2 separate regions of the Mus musculus genome follow, and region 2 is linked to region 1. Evidence: chromatin loops called from intact Hi-C (ENCODE). Cell type or tissue: heart. All regions are shown on one strand. Each heading gives the region's core, and the rest is flanking DNA. Links, peaks and the distances in the headings are about the cores only. Region 1 overlaps Gm39719 (a long non-coding RNA gene). Region 2 overlaps Enah (ENAH actin regulator).

What was found. A loop is a pair of places that touch in the nucleus more often than their neighbours do. Peaks named below come from ENCODE experiments on the same cell type or tissue, not always from the same donor. Only the 100,000 strongest peaks of a DNase experiment are listed, where the experiment ranks them.
Region 2: it touches region 1 in a loop (2.9-fold over the local background); 1 of 42 quality-filtered maps calls a loop at or near these places.

Annotation. Positions count from the first base shown.
Region 1 is chr1:182,110,704-182,121,017 of GRCm38, reverse strand. It overlaps Gm39719 (a long non-coding RNA gene), which reads right to left. Exons shown (of 4, transcript XR_865804.2): 4 at 7,377-7,448. Gm33725 (a long non-coding RNA gene) reads left to right here. Exons shown (of 3, transcript XR_373761.4): 2 at 5,391-5,532. Among named protein-coding and RNA genes, the nearest start is that of Srp9, 8.9 kb to the left of the region's middle. In heart, for the core only: CTCF peaks have their summits at 5,397 and 5,600 (motif pointing right); a DNase peak (open chromatin) is centred at 9,097; H3K27ac peaks cover 1,484 bases.
Region 2 is chr1:181,916,560-181,926,873 of GRCm38, reverse strand. It overlaps Enah (ENAH actin regulator), which reads left to right. Exons shown (of 15, transcript NM_010135.3): 6 at 3,034-3,314; 7 at 4,374-5,216; 8 at 7,245-7,549; 9 at 8,291-8,436; 10 at 8,559-8,616; 11 at 9,627-9,675. Among named protein-coding and RNA genes, the nearest start is that of Gm33669, 43 kb to the right of the region's middle. In heart, for the core only: a CTCF peak has its summit at 5,240; DNase peaks (open chromatin) are centred at 3,273, 4,813 and 5,163; H3K4me3 peaks cover 1,076 bases; H3K27ac peaks cover 474 bases.

The DNA of each region.
Region 1 (10,314 bases), core at 1,253-9,252:
TCATAGACACAGTGTTCCTTAGACATTGTGATGTGTCTCTAAAGCCTGCCCTACTTGGGAGGCCAATGGGGGGTGGGGCTTAAACCTGCTCCCCCTATACTTGTGTGCAGCGTAGAGAAACCACGCTCCCTCAGTACAGGAAGAAAGTTGGCAAGCGAATTTTACTTATATGCACCCATGCAAAGGAAGCAGATACCCACTGAGTGCCCTCTCTGGATAGACAAAGGCATTTCCCACCAAGAAGAAAGTGTCTCAGAGGTCGTCAGCATCCTTACAGACACTTCATTTCTTGCTTTGGGCTTTTCCAGTACCTACAGTCTGATAATGGTCCAGATTTCATTACCAATATGTTCACACCACCCGGCACCGTTAGTACTCTGCAAAGGTAGAAAGAGGAGTTCCTGGAACTCTTAATCGGCGTCTCCCAAGCTCACCCCGACAGTAGTCTTGGCAACTTGACAACTCAATAGTCTCCTCTCAACCTCTCTTTTAAAATCCCAAATTACCCCAAGACTACCACTCATTTGACTCTTTCAGAGTCCTTTATGGTACAACTTTCTCCATGTTGACCGCTTCTTATTAAATCCTGAAGATTGTTATCAATCTCAGTAGATTATATTCTGGTAGTCGTACAGGCGTCACCACTGAATACAGAGTATATGCAGCCTCTAGCTTAAACCTTAGTTTTTCTGGATTTTACCCTTGCATTAATCCAGGGAATAGGGTTACTTAAAAACCCTTTCCACGGAATAAAAGACTACCTGAAGCTGTTTGGCCTATACCTGTAGCAGTAAATTAGTTAAACCGCTTTGGCCTCCTGCTGGACACACACACACACACACACACACACACAAGCTCTCTGGATTCGTGAATGATATGCCAGCTAATTTCGACTAGCCTTGACTAGCTCAGTGGCTGGGCATTTCTAATCCTCCCTGCGGCTAGCATATATTCTCCCCTCCAACTTTCCTGAGTCACTTGTTAAATCAACATTTCATCTCTGCTACCCCAGGCCCAATCAGGAGTGGCTGCTACAGCCATTTTCCTGAAATCTTACTTGACTGGTTGCTTTCTTTCTGCAGCTCTTACATCTGATCTTTCTCCCTCTGGGTCATGGTGATTCTCCAAAATCTAAAAGGCCACCTCTGTCTTTCTGCCCACAGAAATTCTGTTTGTTTGTTTGTTTGTTTTTTGAGACAGGGTTTCTCTGTATAGTCCTGGCTGTCCTGGAACTCACTTTGTAGACCAGGCTGGCCTCGAACTCAGAAATCTGCCTGCCTCTGCCTCCGGAGTGCTGGGATTAAAGGCGTGTGCCACCATGCCCCACTTCAGCAATTCTTTATTAGCAATGGAAGCCAACCAGGAGCAGGAACCCTCAGGTCTGGGAGCACAGCTTTTTGAAAGCCTAAATAAGACAAAGCATTAGCACCAATCCCCAACATAAATAAACCTTACCAAGTCTTACTTGTGTCTCTAATTGTACTCAAGCTACAAGGTCTAGCATTATGGATTCATCTGCTTAGAGTTGAAAGATAGCTCCATTCCTAAAAACTCCAAGGGCCTACTCTTTTCAGCCTCTTGAAGATGGATCCCTATCCCATGGAGATCCAGGAGAAATCCACTTTCAAACATTATTAATTTTCTACTTCGCTGTGAAGAAATACCAGAGAAAAGCAACTTAAGGAAGGAAACATGTATTGTGGCTCAGAATTTGAGGATCCAGCCCATCATGATCAGGACGTTATGGCAACAGGAGAGTGAGGCAGCTACTCACTCATATTAATTATATCCACAGTCATGAAGCAAAGACAGATGAATGCTGGTGTTCGGCTGACTTCTTCCTTCCTACCTAAGACTACAGCCTAGGGGATGGAGCTGCCCACATTCAAGGAGGGTCTACCCTGAAAACACCCTCCTAGTCATACCCAGGAGTGTATTTCTGTGTGATTCTAAGCCCCATCCAGCTGAAAATGAAGATTTACCATCGCAAGCACCTATAGACCCTAACAGGCAGCCAAGGTCTTCCTTTCTCCCTCACCTTCCTCAGTTTTGTGGTTTAATTTTGTAAGCTCTCTTCTCTTGAGATGCAGAAAGCCTTAGGAGCCAATCACTAGGAGCAAATCAATTAGGCTGTCTTTTGTTCTTGTTGTTTGTTTGAGACAGGGTTTCTCTGTGTATCCCTGGCTGTCCTGGAATTCACTGTAGACCAGGCTGGCCTCGAACTCAGAAACTTCGCCTGCCTCTTGCCTCCCAAGTACTGGGATTAAAGACATGCGCCACCACACCCGCCAGCTCTCTTCTCTTATTCCATCCACATTCTATGTGATCCAACCCACTCTAGGAAATTCATTCACTTCAGACTATTTCTAGACTGAAGTCACTACTTATCTGTAGTTATGGCCCCTCGTTATGCCCTTACTCTTGCTATTATACTGAGGATGGGGCTTTCCTCCGTCTTCACAGTTAATATCGTCACAAATCTTACCTGCATCCGGAAATCACATTACAGTGTTCTATAATGAGGAGAGCTTGGGGGGCCGCTTCTAAAAACTTTACAAGAAACATTGGGCCAGGACACGGAAGTAGGCTCCAGGCAAGAATTTGACTTTAGGTTAAGACCAGGAAATAGTCTCAGATAAGAATATTAACATTGGGCTAATACAAAGCTCAAGGTAACCTCAGCAGAAGAATGTGGCATTTCTGTTATCTTGGACATTCAGATAAGCCACTGGAAACATTGATCAAGGGACTTTGTTTATTGTCTTGTTTGTCCCTTGACTATTTGTGTTTATTGCCTTGTTTGTTCCTTAACCTAGAACTGACCATATTATTTGCACGTGCTTAAAATGGTATAAAAGCAGACTGGGCAAAATTAAACCTGCTTCAGCCTCAGAACAGGCTGGGTCATGCTACAGTGTTGTCTAGTGGTCATATTTGCGTTTTGATCCTCGTTCCCTCCCCGGAGAATCCGTCGACTGACTGAGCTGGCTTGGTCATTATAAGATGGTCATTTCTGTTCCAGAGTTTTGTTTTGCCCTCAGGGAAAATTGCCCTGGCTCCATGGTAGCCTTCCCTGCCTCCCTTAGGCATTGGAATCCCAAGGTAGCAGCCATTAGTTTTACCTACTGTGCTCTAGGATGCCTGGATTAGTACTGAGTCTAGACCTCTTCTCTGAACTGCCAGGTCCTGGGCTAACCCCAGACTTGAATTTGAGAGATTAAAACAGTTTTTCAGTAAATCATAATAATGTCTAAGCAATAGATGTAATACCTGATTCCTTCCGACTTAGGAGCGTTGGCAGATTATTGTCACTCATACCCTGTGATTGACAGCCAGGAATTCTGTAACTTCAAGTCTCGTTCTTCTTACAGACCAGTCATTGTGCTGAGCAGAATGTTTTAAGGCTAATGGAGTCAAGCTGGAGAGATGGCTCAGGGGCTAAGAGCACTGGCTGCTCTTCCAAAGGCCCTGAGTTCGATTCCCAGCAACCGCTTGGTGGTGAATAACCATCTATAATGAGATCTGGTGCCCTTCTCTAGCCTGCAGTCATATATGCTCTATACCTAATAAATAAATCTTTAAAAAAAAAAGGTTAATGGGGTCAGGAGCAGAGACAAGAAGGCAAGTTTACAAATACCTATGCAAGCTTGCCACAGCAAGGGCCAGAGCATGCTGATTCCTGAGAGCTGGCAGACCCTGGTTTCATCTGCTACTTACCTTTAGTTCTATATCTTTTTTTAAAGATTTATTTATTTATTTAATGTATATGTGCACACTGTAGCTGTCTTCAGACACACCAGAAGAGGGCATCAGATCCCATTACAGATGGTTGTGAGCCACCATGTGGTTGTTGGGAATTGAACTCAGGACCTCTGGAAGAGCAGTCAGTGCTCTTAACCGCTCAGCCGTCTCTCCAGCCCCTGGTTCTATATCTTTTACCCAAAAGTTTCAGTGGCCAGTAAGATGATTATTCTCACTTGTCAACCTGGTGGATCTATAATCACTTGGGAGACAGGCCATGAGGAGGCCTGTGGGAGATTATATTGATGAGGTTAACTGAGGTGGAAGTATTGTGAGCAGCTCCATTCTCTAGGCTGGACTCCCAGACTGTATAAAAAGGATAAAGTGAGCCAGGTGTGATGGCACATACATTTCATGCATTTAATCCCAGCACCAAAGAGACAGAGGCAGACAGATCTCTGTGATTCTGAGGACAGCATGGTCTACATAGTGAGTTCTAGGACAGCCAGGAATATATAGAGAGAGGCACTCTGACTCAAAACAAGCAAACAACAACAACAAAGTGAGCAGGACACACTCATTATTTCCTGCTTTCTGACTGTGGACATGATCTGACCAGCCGCCTCAGACTCTGCCTCATTCATTGTCTTGCTGGCCATGATGGGGCTGACACTGTGAGCCAACCAAAGTCCTTCCTTCCTTCCTTCCTTCCTTCCTTCCTTCCTTCCTTCCTTCCTTCCTTCCTTCCTTAAGTGGCTTTTGTCACGCTATTTTATCTCAGCAACGGGGACAGTAACTAATGGGGACAGTAGCTGGTAAGCGAGAAAAGGAAGGGACTCTGCTCTGTAAAGTGTTGTTGGCAGGGCACCTGGCCACTATGCGTGAGATCCTGAGTTTCACTGCAAAAGGAAGAGAAAAAAACCCTCCAATAGTGTTTTGAATGGAATGACTATTTCTGAGCGCGCTTCTCCTGCTTGAACTTTTGTCCCCCTCTGTTTTCCTTGGTTTGGCTTCTACACACAGGGCAGCAGCTGTTCTGAACTAAGAACAGGTGTGGGTCCTTAAATGAATTCCTCCTCTAATGGGCATCACAATAGTCCCGAGTGTCCCAAGTGCAGCTGGCATGCCAAACATGTGTGGCTATGTTTATTCTCCCGAAATAAATATTTATAGAACCCACTATGTGCCAGCAGCATCAAGGAAGACTTTGTTCTTCTACCTTCCCAGGTTTCATGGACCCAAAGCAAGACAGGCTGGGTAAAACACACCTGCTAAGAGAAGCCAACTAAAAAATCCTGTTTATCCAGAACACTCTTGCCCCAAGGAAGGAGGGAGGGAAACCTGAGGAGGCCCTCCCAGCAGAAGGGCTCAGACCAGCGGAGGGCAGTGCTGTGCAGTAGATCCAAGCCAAGTACTGGCTCAGAATCAGCCCTTCCTGAGGAGACCAGACTCCAAGCTGCAGGAACTCAGCTTAGCTGGAAGGTGTCTGCCATTTGCTTAAAACCCAGGGACTATTGAGTGTGGGTCCTTGGAGATCAGTCTTGAGTGCTTCCCGGGAACCTTTGGGGACACAGACATTCAGATGCTGTGCTGTCTCCACACTTTACCTTCTTAGACACCCAAACAATCCTGACACTTCTTTTCACCAGAAAAGCTTGGCCAGGAATTTCCAATCCAGTGTTACTTATTGAGCTCCTGGGTGCCTCTTCCTGGGTCTGCCAACCAAGTGGATGAGCTTCAGAGAGTCCAGAGAAGCACACGAGATGTTTACACGCTAATAAGAGAGCACAGGTAGGTGAGGAGGTCGGTCAAATTTACCTGGAAATGGAAATGTGCACTGATGGAGCCCTTCCACAAGGGGGCACACAACACTCAGGGTTCCACAGAAGTCTTCCGGCCCCTGCCTGACCAGGTAACTCAGTCAGGACAAGACAACCTAACCTATCAGTGTATACTCAAAATATGTCCAAAGGGTTGGGAGAAGTGTGTGCTCTGGGACGCCACCAAGGCTAATCTCCAATGGCCCAAATTCAATAGTCCCTGGAATTTCTGTCTTTATTGGTTGTTTTTTTGTTGTGGTGGTGGTGGTAGTGGTGGGCTATTTGTATGTTTAGGTTTTTGGGTTTTGTTTGATTGTTTAGTTTTGTCTTTTTGGGACAAGTTTTGAAACTTGTGGCAATCCTCCTGTCTCTGCCCTCTGAGTGCTAGGATACCTACCATGATTTTACTTATTTTTATTTTCTAGTACATGAGTAGGTAATTGCTCTATTCCTGAACTATCCTGTCAGCCAGGTCCATCGCTCAGAATCCCTGTCCTGCTGCCTCAAGATCGTATTGGGACTGGGGCAGGGCAACAAGGGCAGGCAGTGCAAGAGCCTGCCGGGCATCCAAGCCCAGGTGCTGGGACGCAGCCTGGGAGTCGACTCAGCCCCACCTCTAAGACACCCGGTGCACCTCTGAGGTCCTGGAGGTGGCCTCCAGCTCTCCTGTGCCCTGCCTCAAGGATGCTGATGTTTTTGTGATTTGAACCACTAATAATCCATTAAGTGAAACAGATTTCAAACAGAACAAACACACCCCAAAAACAACAGGAGAAAAGCCTTGGGGTGTTTGGGTTTGTCTTGTTTGGGAGGGGAGAGGGATATAGGTGTTGGTGCTTTCCCAAGGGTGTTGAGCACAAAGAGTGCCCTGACTGAACCTCGGACACCAGCAAAGCCACCCTTAGGGCCACCTCCTTTGGTACAAGCTGCCGGTGCTGGAGACCAGAGGTCGAAGGCAAAGCACTGAGATTCCCGAGGCTCAGCCCGTAGGTTTCATCTGCATCTTATTAAAATGAAATTCAAATCCCAGTAGCTGGAAGAAAAGGTCGGGATTTGACCCAGTCGGTGACCTCCCCCTGTTCCTCCCTCTTCTTCCCTGGCCCAGGTCCCATCAGAGCCGGGCTCCAATTTCCCCTCTCCCTGGGTAGCCCCGCACTGCTCAGAAACTCCACAGAATGGCTCCATTGTAGGCCACACAAACCAAAATAGCCGCATTTCTGTCCTCTGCCTTAGGGAGCATCACTTAAAACCCCAAAGTCCCAGATGTGGACGACAATGGAAGTTGTTGTTGCAAATTAACTATCCTGAAAGTGGTGAGAGGCAGGTAGTCGGAAAGCAGCCAGTGGGGTGGGCTGGGCTGTGGGAGAGGGAACAATTACATAGTCACTCCATTAACCCAATTAGCAAACTCTGGCAGGGATTCCCTCGTCAACAAAGCAGCATGGTAAGGAAGGTGGGAACCGGGACAGGGTGGGGGTACTCTTGGAATGAAGGGGCTAAGAGTAAAACTTCAGTTACCTCTCCCGCTGACGAATGCTATTTCTATCAAATGGTAAATGTTCTGGGTTCTTTTTTTAAACCATGCCCCAGAGCACTGGATGAACAGTGTTCGCTTTAATTAATGAATCAGATGACATCTCCACTCAGCAGCAGGCTCCGCTCAGCTGTGGAAACCCTCTGGGTGGCCTAGAGAACGGGGACTGTGGAGTCCTGATTGCACACAGCTGTCAGCTCATTGGTCATCCAGTCCAAAAGGTCAGGGGACCCCTCCCCAGCATCCTCCTGGTTGCAAGAGCTTTCTTAGGTTTCGAGAAGGGGACCAGCATCGAAGAGTGTGACCGTAGTAATGTTTCTTCTGAGTCCTTTTGTACAGGCTGTGCCAAGGAGCTGGAATTTAGAGGGAAGGACAATGTACGTCGTATGAAATGGTCAATCAGGCTTTCTGATCCAAGCAGGGGTGAGCAAGGACACAGAGCAACAGGTGTCACTAGTGGGTGGGGGCGGGGTGGGGGTCCTGGGAATACCATGATGACCTCACATGCCTAGAATAACCCTCTGGTGAAGAGGCCTTGGAGAGGGCAGTGCGGGCTGGAGCTGTGCTGAGGAAGATCTTCCACCCGCCCGCTTCAAGCCGTGGTGCATGCGGCATGCGACATGGGATATGGGACTCGCCTAGCGGCATACTTAGCAGCATGGATTATGGGGCTGCAGCATGCAGAAAATACAGAGAAGGGTTGAGGTCTCTGGCCACTAGGTGCTCCGTGACTGTGGAGGAGCAGACGGAGAAGATAAGGGGGTGAGATGATGTTGGGCAGGGTCCTGTGTCAGTTTCCCCACTCAGCCTTGGGAGTCCTGCGTGCAGTTCCCTAGCCCTCTTCCTTCCTTGCCAACCTCTCCACCTGACTTCTCTCCTCGGCACTCCCTCCCCTTCCTCACACCACACAGGGCCCTCCAGCCCCCTGTGGGAGAGAAGAATAGCATGTGCAAAGCTCCGTGCTAAGATGTGACGTTCTGTGTTCCTCGGGTGTGACCAGGGCCAAGCATGGATGGGCTGTCTGTTCCTTTAATGTTGGAAGCTGCGCTACTCTTTTTTTTTTTTCCCGAGACAGGGTTTCTCTGTGTAGCCCTGGCTGTCCTGGAACTCACTTTGTAGACCAGGCTGGCCTCGAACTCAGAGATCCACCTGCCTCTGCCTCCCGAGTGCTGGGATTAAAGGCGTGCGCCACCACGCCCAGCGCTGCGCTACTCTTCAAACGGCGCCAGAGTGCAGAAGCTGAGAGGGAGGGCCAGCCCTTTATGGCTCGGTACCTCAGACACAGGCCCATGCAAACAGACAGTCCTGCTCTGTAAGTCTTCACCAGTGCCCAAGATGACAGTGCGCCAGAAAACCACCCCACGTGCAAAGTGTTAAGGGAAATAGTCTTCTTAGTCACCGACTGAGATTCTGCAGTCCTCGAGCTGTTGACTTGAATATAAGCACTGAGCTCTCCGGAGCTGTCGGAATGGATGGGTAAGGCTCATGAAACACATCTAGTTTTGCTCTTCATGGTGCAGCCTTCCTTCTCTAGCTCAGATGAAACCGGGGCTGCTAGGCGGCCCCTCCCCTTCCACATAAAACGGGGTTGGGGTAAGTAGTGGATCAATGTATATCCTGTAGCCTCGCTGAGCCTACCCACACATACCTGTTCTCAGGACAGCCTAAAATCAGCCAGGTTCTGCTCCGTTTTCATAACTTCCCAACATACCTCCCTTGGGGATACAAGCTTAGAGCCCTGAAGCATGGCCCCTTGTTTTCCCCCCACAACTCTGCAAGTTCAGGCCCCTGGGGCACCCGGGTTTTTAGAGCTGAGTCATTTTTTACCAGTAAAAAAAGCCGCGGCAGCTCTAGCACCCTCCAAAAGGGAGCCCTTCCTATACCAGCAAGAGACGGTAAACAAGTCTCTGGCTAAGCTGTGGGCAGAGGTGGAAGGACTACTTTGAAAGGCAAGGAGGTAGGGGTCACCCCAAGGTGCTTTGAGAACACTGGCGTGCCCCTGCCAGCACTTGGCCCATTGCCAGCTGCTCAGCTGTGAGGCCCACACAGCCTCAGCTCCAAGCAAGCCCTGACCGAGGAGCCCTGAGTACAAGCACAAACAGGCCTTACAGATGCCTTCTAACTTCCTGGGGGGCAATGATGGGGGCCAGGGCGAATGTGGTGAGTACCCCCATGTGTCATCTTCTAGTGCCAAGTGGCTGGCACTGCCACCTCTCCTCCATCCAGTCGCTGGGACTAGAGGACCTCAAGGGGAGAGAAGCTTTGAAGCTCACGGCTGCTCTGGGAAGAAGAACCTTCCTTCCCCTTGAGACATGGGGTTCCTTGGATCCAGGTATTGGAGAAGCAGAGTTTTGGCAAGAGCCTTGGCAACTGCGGCCAGGAAAGCGGCAGAAGGAAGATAATTAGACCTGTAATTGGTTGCTCCCCCAACCCCCATGCAATAGTGACTATGTCTAGAAGAAGACACCGGAAAGCTATTCCCCAAAACCAAGGCTAAAGTTTCCCACTTCTGGGGGAAGCTGTTGGCCCCTAGCCATCCTGACACTTCTCGCTGCTCCTCAGGTGGCTGCAGAATCAGTCATTTCCAAAGGTATTTCCAAATCTCTTTATGCGTGTGCACACGCACACGGGTGTCGTGCTCCACATGGAAGGTCAGAGAACAACCTGCCAGCGTTGATTCGTTCCTTCTACCATGTAGGTCCCAGAGAGCAAATGCAGGTCGTTAGCCTTGGCAGCAGTGGCCCTAACCCTCACGGAGCAATCTCACTAGCCTGCTGGAATGATTCTCAACTCCACATGCTTCCTTCTCCTAAGCTATGCAGATTTACCTAACCATGACTGTGCTCACAGACCCTCAACTCTATATCTGGGGTCACCCTCAGGTAGAGTCCTCCAACCTGGCTACTCAGGAAGGGTCATCGAGGCCGATTTCAAAGGATTTCCTTAGAGGCTTTTGTTCTGGGTGAGCTGAGTCACCGTTTCCCCGAGATAAGCCCACTTCTGGGAAGGTTCCAGGCCTCTGTCCCTCCTGTTGGCCATTTCAGCAGACCAGATGGCTCACATTAGATCTCAATTTGCAGTTTGCAGCCCTCTGTGGGCATCTGCTTTGGGTTTGTCCCACACTGAGCAGCTGGTCCCTTGGGGGGATCTGGGGAGCCCTCGGCGTTGATTCTAGCTGAGTGCAGAAGCTAGGGGTCTCATTTCCAGTTTCTGGGGGGC
Region 2 (10,314 bases), core at 1,474-9,473, 190 kb after region 1:
TCAGACACGTGTGTTAATAAAATCTGGAGATGGTTTTACTACTTGGCAGCCAGCAGACAGATGTAACCAACCTCTAGAAGAAGGGTTTCTTGCATTTTCTGTATGCAAGCTGGTAGTGATGACTCTAAGGAAAGCATCGTTTATAATTTTGGAGACTCCTTAAAAAGATTTGGAAATGTCTCACATTATAGCTTAAAATGTTATGGTCAGATTTGTAAGCCTTTCAATTTAAGTAGGAATTATTCATGCCACCACAAATTTGTAAGTCAGAAAATTTCTTGATGGTGTTTTCATTCCCATATACATAGACATCTTTTCAATGACCTGGCTAAAAGTATTCACTGCTTTATTCAAACATCAGTCTCTTAAGTGTATCAACTGCATACTTGAGTTATCTATCGGCAAACTTGGAAATATTCTTTGGCGCCCTGCTCTTTTCCTTAGTACACATTCTATCTTTTATTGGCTGGAAGCCTTTAAGATTATATTGGCATGTGCAAAACTCTTCTTAAGTCAGTACATTCTAGTTATAAGGGTCATTATTTCAGGACTGCTTCCAGACTCAGCCATACCTATCTCACCTATGGTGACTACCAAAAGTTACTTATGCTTGTGTTAAAGCATTATGATGCTTTGAGAAACACGTGTAAAAGTTACTGGTTTTTTGTTTTTGTTTTTGTTTGTCTTTTAATGCCCAGCAATTAGAAAGGAATGCAGTGCAGTCAGAGTACCATGTAGCTCAGCTGTGGACAGTGATTATCTAATGTTAGTGTCGCCCTGACATTGATTTTTTTCCTATAGCTCTGTGTGTGTGTGTGTGTGTGTGTGTGTGTGTGTGTGTGTGTGTGTGTGTGTGTGTGGTATCTCAGGGTATAGTATAACCTAACTGTAGTTTCATTCTCCCTCCCTCCCTCCCTCCCTCTCTCCCTCCCTCCCTCCCTAGTTCTCCTTCCTACCTCCCATCTCCCCAAGAGCCATTCCCTAATTCTCATCAGAAAAGAGCTGGCCTCCCAAGGACATCAGGCAAACCACATAACTAGCTGCAATAAGACCAGGCACATACCATCACACAAGCATCCAGTGCTCACCACTGAGCCATATCCCTAGCACTTAAAGGCCTAAAATTTTAATACAAACCTCAGTTGAGTTTCCTCATTAAATGTGTGTTATTGAGGGTGAGTGCTGTTTTTTTTTTTTTTTTCGTGATTTAAAATTTCTTAATGTTTCTAATGTCTTTGCAGCATAACCACATTGATAGCTATCCCTCAAAACTGGTATAGCTGATAAATTATCAAATATTATAGTAAATGTACCCTGAAAGTGTGATTTCATTAGTAGTCTGTTTCTTAATGACTCAAAAGAAGTACTGCAGTTGGTCCCTGCCTAACTCGCCATTGATATGTGAACGGGACATTGTGTAGAGAAAGGCTGTTTTGAGTGAGGTATGTAAAGAATTGATTTGAAGGATGGGCTTTTTCCTTTTGTTTTTATAGCTGCCTTAGACGGGTGAAAGTTCTTTTTCCAGTATTTTACTGTTGTTTTCTGTTTGTGGGTTTTGTTGTGGGTTTGTGGGTTTCATGTAACTCTTCGTCTTACCAGAGCCCAGCTGGATGGTTGGTCCAGAAAAGGTTCCAGTTCTAAGCTTTTCTGAACGATCATCAATACAACAGTCTACTTTATGGAGTACTATACATTTTAAAGAGCTTTTATTGTGTTATCTTCTTTAATATTAGCTAAATGCTGTTGAACATGTATAAAGAAAGATAACTGCTTTTTAGATAATTTCCTCAAATACCAGAGAACCATATATTAAGAATCTTTAGAATTGCCTGCCTGTCCACCTAGAAGTAGTTGGAGGAGGTTTCAGGGTTAGTAAGATAAATGTTTATTGTAATATGAATAATAATAATAGGGTAAATTATATCCTACACTGGAGACTGCTTAAACTCAAGAGCTAAGCAGTGGTGCTGACGTGTTCGTGGGAGTTAAAGATGCCAAACTAAAGTTTTAGGGTAATTTTTCCAGTATGTATTGTATCAGAAAAGGCAGATTTCAGAGTCATGGTGACATGGTACTGATTTGCTTGAATTTTAAAGTTGTATGTGTATGTTATTATAAGGCAAAAGCCTACACATATGTACCAAATAACTATAGTTACTTATGGATATAAAATGTATAGTTTATTTCTTACTTAACTCGGTTTATTTTCAATTCAGTAAATGTTTATTTAGCTGTGGCTATGATCATTGTGTTTTCTGAAATAACTTGTGCAGCTAAAATGTTTCATTTTTAAGAAAAGGAGATTACTCAGGGTGTGGTGGCGCACGCCTTTAATCCCAGCACTTGGGAGGCAGAGGCAGGCAGATTTCTGAGTTTGAGGCCAGCCTGGTCTACAGAGTGAGTTCCAGAACAGCCAGGGCTACACAGAGAAACCCTGTCTCGAAAAAAAGAAAAAGAAAGAAAGAAGGGCTGGAGAGATGGCTCAGTGGTTAAGAGCACTGACTGGCTCTTCCGAAGGTCCTGAGTTCAAATCCCAGCAACCACATGGTGGCTCACAACCATCTGTAATGAGATCTGATGCCCTCTTCTGGGGTGTCTGAAGACAGCTACAGTGTACTTACATATAATAAATAAATAAATAAATAAATAAATAAATAAATAAATAAATCTTTTAAAAAAAAAAAAGAAAGAAAGAAAGAAAAGGAGATTATACTTCACTTTATAATTATTTCATCATCTGATTAATATAATGACTTGGCCATCAAAGTGGTAGGTTTATTTGCAACTCTATTCTCATAAATTGTGTTGATTGAACCCATGTTAAGAGCTTACTAGTCCCATTGGAATAAAATACAATTTTTTTATATCCTGACTATACAGATTTTATATATCTGTAAGGAAGCTTTCCTAAGTGGGGAAGTAGTGACAGCGTGTTCTGCGTCTGTCTGAATCAGACGTGAGGTGAACATCCACTCACTGTAGTGATGTATAGCCATAAGTGCATATTTTTATTCGTCCAATGTTTAATTTCAGGCAACTGCAAGAACAGCAGCGACAGAAGGAACTGGAGAGGGAAAGAATGGAGAGGGAAAGGTTGGAGAGAGAACGACTAGAACGAGAGAGGCTAGAGAGGGAGCGCCTGGAACAAGAGCAGCTGGAGCGGCAGCGGCAGGAAAGGGAGCACGTGGAGCGGCTGGAGAGGGAGAGGCTGGAGCGCCTGGAGCGAGAGAGGCAGGAGCGGGAGCGAGAGCGCCTGGAGCAGCTGGAGCGGGAGCAAGTGGAGTGGGAGCGAGAGCGCAGAATGTCCAATGCTGGTAAGGAGTCTGCAGACGCGCATGCGCGACACGCGCACCTCCTACAGCCGAGATGGGCCAAGGCTCCTGCAGCTGTCAGTGGCGATACTTCCCATGTGCGGTGCTTGGGAATAAGCAGTACAGTTTGTAGTTAGGATAAATGCTCAACAAATATTGCTTCAGTGTTCCTTTTATTGCTTAGAAACTAAAAGGAAGCCCTTGGGAATTTTTAGTCTGTCGTTTTAATTTTTCTTAACGCCCTAAAATTCAGCTATAAAGTGTGAATGTTTTTATGCAAAAAAAAATTTATAATGATCTTGGAAGATATTTCCCTTGTGCCATTGCTTAAAATTATCACATACTGTATGTATTATGCTACGTACAACAAGAAGTTAGCTTGGTTATAGTTAGATTTCTGAAGGAAAAATTAAAATAGATTAAAAATATTCTCAAAAATAACCGGTTATTTAAACATTTTCTGGTATGATGAAGAAAATCACAGTCTGATGGAATTTATAGTGTCATAGAGGATTATGATATAGTATAAACATTTAAGATGGTTAATATTTATCAAAGAATTTTAATCTTGAGCTATATGAGAGGCCAATGCCGGTTCAGTATTGGTTAATTTATTGTTCTTAACTGCATAATTGTCTGGAGTTATGGCTAAGAAGGTAGAGATGTCCAAAAATAAGACACTGAGTTGGGCATTCCTTTCCCATCGTAGTAAACATTTCGCCAGGTTTGAAACCACAACTCGGTTTATTCTGCTGTTTATAATAATTTTGATGCAGTTTTTAGTGGACTAAGTAATAAACATTAAGACTGTTACTATCCTTGTAGAGGATAAATTATTAATCCACATATTTAAAAGAACTTATTTCATCCTCTTTTGGGTTTCGAAATGTGCTTACAAGTTAAGTTTTCTCCAGTGGAGACAGTTATTTGCCTAATCCCCTGGTGCTAACTGTCATCCACGTTTGTGCGTTTTGTCTGATGCTGGTCTCGGGCTTCACTGGCTCCCTTTTTCTCTCTCCTTTTTTATCCTGTCTTTGCCGCTGCTTTCCACCTTATGTCCAGCTCCATCTTCAGACAGCTCCCTGTCTAGTGCTCCACTTCCTGAGTATTCCAGTTGCCAGCCGCCTTCGGCACCTCCTCCATCATATGCTAAAGTCATCTCAGCTCCGGTGTCAGACGCCACTCCTGATTACGCTGTAGTGACTGCTTTGCCACCTACTTCCACACCCCCTACACCACCACTGAGACACGCAGCGACACGTTTTGCAACATCTCTAGGTTCAGCCTTCCACCCTGTTCTTCCCCATTACGCTACAGTTCCTCGTCCTCTCAACAAAAACTCTCGACCTTCTTCTCCTGTGAACACACCCTCTTCTCAGCCTCCAGCTGCGAAGTCCTGTGCCTGGCCTACTTCCAATTTCTCGCCCCTCCCTCCATCTCCTCCAATAATGATTAGCAGCCCCCCTGGCAAAGCTACTGGCCCACGGCCTGTCCTTCCCGTTTGTGTCTCCTCTCCTGTGCCCCAAATGCCTCCGTCACCAACAGCACCCAATGGGTCGCTAGACTCTGTAACATACCCAGTGTCTCCACCGCCTACCTCAGGGCCAGCAGCGCCACCTCCGCCGCCACCGCCACCGCCACCGCCGCCGCCACCACCACCGCCGCTGCCACCGCCGCCGCTGCCTCCCCTCGCCTCACTCTCACACTGTGGATCACAGGCTTCTCCTCCTCCAGGCACCCCTCTTGCCTCAACTCCCTCATCCAAGCCCAGTGTTCTCCCTTCTCCCTCTGCAGCTGCCCCTGCCTCTGCGGAGACCCCTCTAAATCCTGAGCTGGGAGACTCCTCTGCTTCCGAGCCAGGCTTGCAGGCAGCCTCTCAGCCGGCCGAGTCGCCAACCCCACAGGGTAAGGCTTCACTTCTGCTGCTGACTACTGGTCATTCTGAGGAGTGCAGAGCAACTTTGCCTGCCTAGAAGAGTGGCTGGGTCCTATGGATTTCATGATTGAGCGTCTCTATGCCAAAGTGCTATTTGGGGTTGTATTATTATTATTATCATTATCATTATCATTATCATTATTATTATTATTATTATTATTATTATTATTTAGAACATTAAAATGAAGGATTTTGTTTTTTTAAATCCTGGGCCTTAGTTGGAATTTAGTATGGGAGATGTCCATATTAAACTTAGGTTTTAGATCGTTTGCAGTAAGTACTGTATTATAGGTGTTTTCTAATATTTAGGGATCCTAGTACTTCTACATTCATCTTAAACTTCACTAGGAGCACTTGACTGTTTCATCTTCCCTGGGGTAAATATGAGATATTTTCCTAGAGACATGGAGATCTGTTTAATAGATAAATCATCCCTGAGTTTTCCCTGGAGCACTCCTGCCCTAAGATCCCTTTTTCATTTCCACTTCTCCTGTATTGAGCTCTCTGTATTAGACCTTTAGGGTAGGTAGCCTCAGGCCCTTTGCAGAAGCAGAGGGTTGGCAGGCTTGGTGTATCCCCCAGAGGGTTCTATTGCAAGTGTTGCTATACAGGCAAACAGAAGGTCCTTGAAGGTTTCCTGTAGACACGGACCGTGATGCAGGGCAGCAGGGAAGGGCCATGTAACATTAAGTGCAGCCTGTGGACATAAAGATGGACGCGGTTCTGTACATAAGAAGGTGCATGGAACCCTGCCTTTGTTCCTCTTTATAAGTATAGGATGTAGAGAGGAAGTGTGCTTATACAAACAATGTAATAATCTGGATTTAGACATACCTCTTTTGTTAAAAGTAGATTTTTTTGATGCTGTCTTACTAGATTTTTGTAAAAGGTGAAAAGAAATTTATCATGTGTAATTTAGTATCTCTCTGATTGACATCTGAGCAAGAGGCCCTGCCAGGCTAAAGCCTACTGGTGCTCGGAGCTCAGTCCGAAGGATGGAAGAGCTCACCGTCAGCCCTCTGTTGCTCTGTGTGTATTCCCTGGTGAAACCTCCGAAGTGACAGCTACTCCCCAAGTGTGCAACTCACTAGCTTTACAGAAAGAAAATTAGCCCTGTTAAGGCTTAAGTAAATACTTACTAATTTGGTGTTTTCAATTTTAAGTAAATTCTTTACTCTGTGGTTTTTTTGTTTGTATGTTTGTTTGTTTTTAACAATATTTAAAAGTACTTCCTATATTTCTACCTCAAAGCCTAAAATCACTTTATATTTAAATTCTTTTTGGTTTTTTCGAGACAGGGTTTCTCTGTATAACCCTGGCTGTCCTGGAACTCACTTTGTAGACCAGGCTGGCCTCGAACTCAGAAATCGCCTGCCTCTGCCTCCTGAGTGCTGGGATCAAAGGCATGCTCCACCACGCCGGGCATATTTAACTTCTTAATTCTCAGTTAGTTTGAGGTTTTACCTCATATTAGTTTATTATATTTCTTCAGTAATGCCTATCTCAGACTACATGTAGAATCATTTTAAGATACTAAAACCTAAGACCCATTTCTCCAAGGTCTTCATCTTGTCTGTCTGTAGTCAGATATGTTTGTCATCATAGGTCAAAGGCTTAGGATTATCTTGGGTCTGTTATCTCAGGCAGTACTAACTGCATGTCTCTCTCTCTCTCTCTGTGTGTGTGTGCATGCGTGTATGTGCGCATAATTTTCTAAATTTGTATAAACATTTGTCTTCAAATCCCTGGGGGGGGCGGAGCTCATTAGTTTTATTAGAAAAAGTTGAATATTAAATGGTTGTATGTGCACCTTGGCTTTCAATTCTAATATCCTTAGTTAAAAACAAGTATTATGTATTAAGTATTATGATAGATCATTTTGTTCAGTGCAGTGTCTGAGTCACTTACTTGAGCATGGCATTCTGTATATCTGCCCGTGTAACCCACAGTGATTTAGCTGTGTTGTTAATGACTGTGTTAACTTTCCTTCCTCTCAGGCCTTGTCTTGGGACCACCTGCACCTCCGCCACCACCCCCTCTCCCATCAGGCCCTGCCTACGCCTCAGCACTTCCTCCTCCCCCAGGACCCCCTCCACCACCTCCACTGCCATCCACTGGTCCTCCTCCTCCACCCCCTCCACCACCCCCTCTTCCTAATCAAGCTCCTCCCCCTCCTCCCCCACCTCCTGCCCCTCCCCTCCCCGCATCTGGAATTTTCTCTGGATCCACGTCAGAAGACAATCGCCCTTTAACTGGACTTGCAGCTGCAATTGCGGGAGCAAAACTTAGGAAAGTGTCCCGGGTAAATTACCAAATTACTGACCTTCTAAATGTGTGTCTTAATGTGTCTAAATGCCTAAAATAGTGACATTACTGGCATGAACACTGCCTTTAACTTGACTGATTAAAAGCCAACATAATTCAACATTTTAGAAAAGTGTATCGTGAGGAGTTTCTGAGACCATCGGCTCAGGCTTAGCAGTCAGCATCTGACTGACAGCTGCCTTTTGCTTGCTTTGCCTGTACATCCTTACTACACCTCAGTGTAAATTTGGAGGGAGTAGCGAGTGACTTTTAGGCCATGGTTTTTCTAGTTCAAGATCATTTGTTAAATTAGCTGTAATGTTTGTTTGTTTTTTTTAAATCAATGACAGTTGCTCAGTTTCTATCACCTTTAAAAACAATGACAGTTGGTTTGTTTTGTTTTGTTTTTTAATTATCTTTCAGTTTGGTTTATCACATTTCCCCCTCAATATTGGATTTAAATGATATGTTTGGGATGAGGACAAACCATAACAAGGATTTTATCTTTCCCAGTGTATCATGTAGATAGATAATATTGTTTCATCCCATTATTGGTGATCGTAACTTTGATAAAAATTTTCACTGATAAATGAAGTCCATGTTATTCACTCTCTTGGCTCTTCAAATTTAAAAAAATATACTGTTTTGGAATCAATAACATGTTCTTCTGTGTTGAATATATTGGCAAAAGTTATTATCTACAAAGGAAATTATTATGTATATGTGTGCTCTCATTAAGGTGGAGGATGGCTCTTTCCCAGGTGGAGGGAATACTGGGAGTGTGAGCTTGGCCTCATCCAAAGCAGACGCTGGGCGTGGGAATGGACCTCTTCCTCTAGGGGGTAGTGGCTTAATGGAAGAAATGAGTGCCCTGCTGGCCAGGAGGTAAGGAACTTAATGTGATGCACATGTCCACAGTCAGAAAGATTTAGAACAAAAGTAGATAGATGATAGCCAGAGGTAGGTAGGTAGGTCATATAAAATCTTTAATGAATTTACCTTTTCAGGAGAAGAATTGCTGAGAAGGGATCAACAATAGAAACAGAACAAAAGGAAGACAGAAATGTGAGTGGATGTAAACTAACTCTCTCTCTCTCTCTCTCTCTCTCTCTCTCTCTCTCTCTCTCTCAGTTCATTCAGAGACGCATGTGAAGATTAAGCATCTGAATGAACTTAATGTTTGATCTTATGTTTGCTCATTTTATTCCTAACTACACAACCAGTAAAAAATGGCTTGAGTGTTATGTATTAAATTGTAATCTCATTTTTTTTTAAGGTTTATTTATTTATTATATGTAAGTACATTGTAGCTGTCTTCAGGGCGTCAGATCTTGTTACAGATGGTTGTGAGCCACCATGTGGTTGCTGGGATTTGAACTTTAGACCTTCGGAAGAACAGTCGGGTGCTCTTACCCACTGAGCCATCTCACCAGCCCGTAATCTCATTCTTAGTGAATTGAGTTGAATCTGGGGAGGTGTGGGGAAAGTTGAAGTTCAAACCTATAAAGTTAACTTGTTCTTATATTCACCTTGAAGGGAGTGAATGAATTCTTACACTGGTGAAATTTTCTAATGTGTTGGGTTTCTCAATTTCTTTGTGCTATGTGAGATTAAAGAATTTTATTAAGTCAACAGTTTATAGGTTACCTTATACTTTTAGCTATACCCCTTAGGAGTACCCCCTTCATGCCTTCTCCACATTTCAGCTGGGTAAACTTCTATCTGTTCTCCATGTTGTCATTGAACACAGGGTGCCCATGTTGTCATTGAACACAGGGTGTCGTGGTTCTCTGTGATGTCTGGCCTCCTCTCATAGCAGATCTGTCCATGAGGTTCCTAGGGGTGACTAGTACAGGTGCTTGGAACTTAGCGAGAAAGAAAGTGCTTTGGGAAGGCAGCAGGGAGGAGCCTAAGGGGAAGATGAGAGAAACAAGCAGGAGAAGCCAGAGTGTCAGACAGATGGTGGAAAGGGGAGTGACAGAGAGGACATGGGGAAGGAAGTTGGGAAAGCTAGCTGCAGAGAGCCGCACTTTCTAGTGACTGTGATGTTCATGTGACTCTTTCTGAATGTTTAGGAAGATGCAGAGCCTATAACTGCTAAGGCCCCATCAACAAGTACACCTGGTAAGTTCAGGAGAAAACGATCCCTAAGTGCTAATCCCCTCTCATTAAGAAAGTCCCTTTTCCTGTGTTTGGATCAAGTGACTGCTTGCTCACAAAAATGTTAAAATGCTGTGTGTATATTTGAAGACACTGACCTTTCGTCTGCCTTTTGTTTTTTTTGAGACAAAGTTTCTCTGTGTAGCCCTGGCTGTCCTAGAACTCATTCTGTAGACCAGGCTGGCCTCAAACTCAGAAGTCTGCCCTCCTCTACCTCCCAAGAGCTGGGATTTAAGGCGTGCGGCGCCACCACTGCTCGGCTTCGTCTGCCTTTTGTGATCTCATTAATTAGGGCTTTTCTTCCTGACCCTGAAATCTGTTAAAACCTAACGTTTTTGTTAGTGCTGTCTAGGCAAATACCATTGTGTGTGTGTGTGTGTGTGTGTGTGTGTGTGTGTTCTTTGTGTTGTGTACTTGAGAGTATTCATTACAGGGAATTATTTTTAAAAGTTTTTTCTTTTTTAATTTTTTTCAAAGATTTATTTATTTTATGTATATGCGTACACTGTAGCTGTCTTCAGACACACCAGAAGAGGGCGTCAGATTTCATTACAGATGGTTGTGAGCCACCATGTGGTTGTTGGGAATTGAACTCAGAACCTC